2 separate regions of the Homo sapiens genome follow, and region 1 is linked to region 2. Evidence: chromatin loops called from intact Hi-C (ENCODE). Cell type or tissue: prostate gland. All regions are shown on one strand. Region 1 overlaps ITIH5 (inter-alpha-trypsin inhibitor heavy chain 5). Region 2 overlaps ITIH5 (inter-alpha-trypsin inhibitor heavy chain 5).

The links. Hi-C counts contacts between places; a loop is a spot of excess contacts. Peaks named below come from ENCODE experiments on the same cell type or tissue, not always from the same donor. Only the 100,000 strongest peaks of a DNase experiment are listed, where the experiment ranks them.
Region 1: a loop joins it to region 2, with 2.1 times the contacts of the local background. A loop is called at or near these places in 2 of 110 quality-filtered maps.

What each region holds. Positions count from the first base shown.
Region 1 is chr10:7,663,911-7,666,410 of GRCh38, reverse strand. The region is part of intron 1 of ITIH5 (inter-alpha-trypsin inhibitor heavy chain 5); the gene reads left to right. Among named protein-coding and RNA genes, the nearest start is that of ITIH5, 1.8 kb to the left of the region's middle. In prostate gland, no CTCF peak of the experiment used is centred here; no DNase peak of the experiment used is centred here; H3K4me3 peaks cover 986 bases.
Region 2 is chr10:7,603,457-7,605,956 of GRCh38, reverse strand. All of the region lies in intron 7 of ITIH5 (inter-alpha-trypsin inhibitor heavy chain 5), which reads left to right. Among named protein-coding and RNA genes, the nearest start is that of ITIH5, 62 kb to the left of the region's middle. In prostate gland, no CTCF peak of the experiment used is centred here; no DNase peak of the experiment used is centred here.

The DNA of each region.
Region 1 (2,500 bases), 60 kb before region 2:
GCAATATGAGAGGAGTTCTAGACTCCTGGGAGCCTCAGCTTTTCCCACCTGAAAACCGGGAGAACACGACTTTCCCATTTAGCGACTACCTACCGGTGGTTTAGCATTTAAAGGTGGCACCGAGAGCCAAAGCGTCTGAGTTCCTCGAGTTGCTGGTCTGTGCGTTTGTCAGGATTTGTGTTTCAAATGTCTTAACCTCGCAGGCGAATAAAACCTGCAAATATGAAATGTCAATAAAATGATGAATAGAGCATTTTTGTCTTTAAAAAGTATGAAGCGGGTTCACACAAATAGCATTGAGAGCTAATGTGCAACATGGCCCTGTCACAAAGTAGAAGTGCTTTCACACACATGCCATTTAAATATTTAAGCCGTTTAGCTTCCAGCGTGTTTGTGCACGGTGGGAGGAAGATACAAGTAGGCGGACCTTTTCTCCCTTTTCCAGCCCCTGTTTTGAAGAGCAGTTTTGAAGCCCAACTGCCTAAATATGAAGACAGTTATCTTCATGTTCTCTGTCCTGTGAATGTGCTTAACAGTAAAGTGGTAGTAATGATACTTCCTTCTAGGGGGGGAGTAGCTAATAAAATCCCAGGAGGCATCGTAGTGATGTTGGAAAAGTGCAGGCTTTGGATGCAGAGACAGGCTGGGCTTTAGTTGTGTGTTCCGGGCAAGCCCTTTAATCTCTCAGAGCCTTCATGTCCTCGTTGGTCAGGGCAGGGAATGCGGCTCTTTTTGAGCAAACTTGCAAGGACTCAGCTAATTTGTGTTAAGCACCTGGTATACAGTGGACGCTCAATAACTGGGAGATGTTTTAGTAGATGGCTGAAGGCATGGGCTTGGTACCAGGATGTCTGGGACCACTTGATTCTTGATTCTGTCACTTATCAGCTCTGGGACCCTGATCAAGTGCCTTTCGGCCTTATATTCCTCTTCTGTGAAATGTGGAGAAATGATAGGGTTGTGAGGACTGAATGCATTATGACACCCAAGTGCTTAAAACACTGTCAGCACTTAATGCTGGCCATGGTCTTAGACTCATGCTGCTGACATGCTGAGTGAAGGAATTTAGGGTAAAGATCTTGAAACTTTTTTGGGGGTGTGGAGACAGGACAGTGTGGGATGGACTGAAACAAAGATTCTGTGTCTGAACTAGGAAGGCTGTTTAAACTCTAGCATATACCAAGTTCAAGTAGGCTTCACAGTCTATGGACTTGCTGTCATAAAAAAACATGGCTTGACCTCTTTTAGTGATTTCATGCTGTCTTCAACCCAGCACAATATTTATTTATCTTGAAAATGACTAAATCAGGAAAAAAAATCCAAGGTATAAAGTTCTATGAACTTGCAATTTTACCTTTTATCCCTAATCCGTTCTTTTTTATATTTAGTTTTTGTGATATAGGGTTTGAGAGCATAGGCTTTAGCACCAGAATTCTGGGTTCAAATCTTGGCTCTGCACTTACTGAGGAGTTACTTAACGTTTGTGAGCCTCTATCTCTGTATGGGGATGATGCAATTACTTAGGATTTTGAAAAGTGAAACAATTAATATACTTAAATCTTAGAACAGAACCTGGGAATGTAATGAGCACTCTATTCTCAATCATTATGGTCTTTAAAATTGTATGTAAACTTAATTTGAAAAATGTAAGTCTATGCAAATCTTATGCAAATTTTAATATAGCTGAATATGACTATTAACTTGCATTGCAGTTATTTGTCATTCACCTGTAATTGGAAATATACCAGTAACACCTTAGATTCAAGTTCCTTCACCTCTCACCCTTCACCCCATCTGTAGACAGTGGGTACTCAGTAACCCATAGTGGAATGACTCCTAAAAGCAGTGGTTTTCACCCTTGGGGTGGAAAAAGTCACTTGGGGTGTTCATTAAACATTCAGCTTCCTGAGTTCCACTTCCATTGGTTTAGATCCATTGGGTTTGGGATGGGGCGCAGATGATTCTGATGCAGGTGGTCCATGGAACACATTTTAGTTTTTTTTTTTTTTTTGAGACGGAATCTCGCTGTGTCGCCCAGGCTGGAGTGCAGTGGCAGGCTCTCTGCTCTCTGCAACCTCTGGCTCCTGGGTTCAAGTGATTCTCATGCCTCAGCCTCCCAAGCAGATGGGATTACAGGTGCACTCCACCATGCCTGGCTAATTTTTGTATTTTTAATAGAGACAAAAATACATCACGTTGGCCAGGCTGGTCTCAAACTCCTGAGCTCAAGTGATCCACCTGCCCTGGCCTCCCAAAGTGCTGGGATTACAGGCATAAGCCACTGTGCCTAGCCGCACACTTTGAATAGTAGTATTTTTAAAGGATATTTTGGGAAATTAGTATTTAAAAGAAAATCCCTTGTATAAAAACTGTCTGCTACAGACTTATCTGTTTTGTTAGCTTAAATTTATATGGTGTCTTTAAAGATAGAGTTATATTCCCATTATTATCAAAGCAGTTTTAGATTGACAAAATAGTAAAAGCCACCAGTTATTGAGTA
Region 2 (2,500 bases):
GAAAGTGTGGCGCCAGGAAATCACAGAAAAGCCTAGTTTCCTCCTTTCTGGTTTCCCAGTTTTTCACTTAAGTCCCAAATTGGAATTGGCAGACTTTTTCTGTAAAGGGCTAGATAGGGGCTGAAACGAAACTTTGCTACAAGTAACAGCAAGATAAACACTACAAGTCAAAGAGAATTAAATGAGAAGTGCTTATCAGTGTCAGAATGCTTTGTTACTCAGGGATTGTGTAGTCTTGGCTGGCTGATTGAAATTGCAACTGGGTAAAATTCCTAAGCGCTGGCATTGCCTGATAGCACAGCCCCCCACTTCTTGGGTTCGGGACACCTGACTGTCACTCAGCTTCCCACTTTGACTTTAACTCTAGACTTCAGATTCTCCAAACATGAAACAATTATGGGTTATAGGCTGTTGGGGGTGGGGTGCTAGGTATGGGGGACACAGAGATAAATGAGACACAGCCTTTCCTCACAAGAAGCTCAGAGAAGAAGAGAAAGTCAGGCAAAAATTATATAGGGAGTGCTCTGTGTAATAGGGCATATGTAAGGGCCAGTAGTTGCGTGATGGGGTGGTAATCAGTTCTTTTTAGTAGTGGGAGAGTAGGGGATGATGAATGATTCTCAGAGGAGGGCGTAGTTGGGTGAGTCTCAAAGGCCTCTTAGAAGTTAATCGAGTGGGTGGCATGAGAAGAGGGGGATTGGATCCAAGCAGAATGAGAGAGATGCGTGACATGTGCAAAGCGTGGAGGCAGGAGAAAGCGTGTCTCTAAAGGCATCAGCCCTAAGTCACTTTCACCGAGAACTTTAGAATTTTGCTGGGGAAAAGAAACAGAATAGACAAAGCCCAGTGGCTCATGCTTGTAATCCCAGCACTTTGGGAGGCCAAGAGGGGCAGATCATCTGAGGTCAGGAGTTCGAGACCAGCCTGGGCAACATGGTGAAATCTCGTTTCTACTAAAAATACAAAAATTGGCTGGGTGTGGTGGTGGGCACCTATCATCCCAGCTACTCAGGAGGCTGAGGCAGGAGAATCGCTTGAACCCGGGAGGCAGAGGTTGCAGTGAGCCATGATCACACCACTGCACTCCAGCCTGGCGACACAGACTCCATTCAAAAAAGAAGAAAAAATGAAACAATCTTACATTATTCAAAACTAACATAGATAGTGGAAAGGATTGTAGGGGAGAGAAATAACTTGAGATAGGGAAAGATTAATGATGGAGATGGAAAAGGAACTGGTTCTTGAAGATGGGATACAATTTTCTTGGCAGGAAAAGAATGAGTGAATTCTTGGTTGGGGAAAACCACGAGGCATGAAAGAAGGCTGAATATGCTATAGTGTGAAGGTTTGGGTCATGTTTTGGACCAGATAACTTGAAAACCTTCCTGATACAAACATTTAGAAAAGGAGATGAATCGAAACACATCTTGCTGGTAAGGAAGACACAATCTAAGAGTCTCAGAATGAAAAGAGGACGGAGAAGGAAAACGCGGAGCGTGTGAGTTAAGTGATATCCCCCAGGAGAGTTACCACTCGCTGGGTCCTCGGGCCTGAGGCTTTCATGACCCTGTGGGAACAGCAGATGAGAGCTTGGGCGCTCTGAGGTGGGGGGTTGAACCTGAGACCCCTGATGAAGCTGGCTCCATCAAAGGACTGCACCCTTAGGGGAGAGTAGGCAGAGGAAACCTCCACCCACTGATGCAGGAAGACAACATAGAAGGTTGCCCAACTCTGTTTGGCTTTGGAGGTTGGGGGGCAAGGGAAGACTTCCCTTATAACCATGGGACCCAAATCAAATAGCCTGGAAGCATGTGAGCAGGTGATTGAATGTACACTACCATGGAATCAAGGAACTCTGATAATCTACCCATCAAGGGCTTCTGGACCAGGGAGAACCTGGAGGTGCCTGGGAAGCTCCTGCAGGGCCGTGGCACCAACTTATGCTGCAGGGGATTCCCCCGGATAAAGCCCCTCTGAGAAGACGCTCACGACACAACAGCACAAAACACACAAGGAGGCAGTCCACGCAGACCAAGGGACAGTCATGCCACACACTTCAAAAATACCCATATCAGGCCGGGCGTGGTGGCTCATGCCTGTAATCCCAGCACTTTGGGAGGCCGAGGAGGGCGGATCACAAGGTCAGGAGATCGGGACCATCCTGGCTAACACAGTGAAACCTCGTCTCTACTAAAAATACAAAAAAATTAGCTGGGCGTGGTGGTGGGGCCTGTAGTCCCAGCTGCTCGGGAGGCTGAGGCAGGAGAATGGTGTGAACCCGGGAGGCGGAGCTTGCAGTGAGCCAAGATCGCGCCACTGCACTCCAGCCTGGACGACAGAGCGAGACTCCATCTGAAAAACAAGCAAACAAAAAACAAAACCGTATCAGCGTTGTTGAGATAGAATTCACAGCCCATAACATCCACCCTTTTAAAGCATACCATTCAGTGGCTTTTAGTATTTTCAGAGAGTTGTGAAACCATCACCACTATCTAATTTT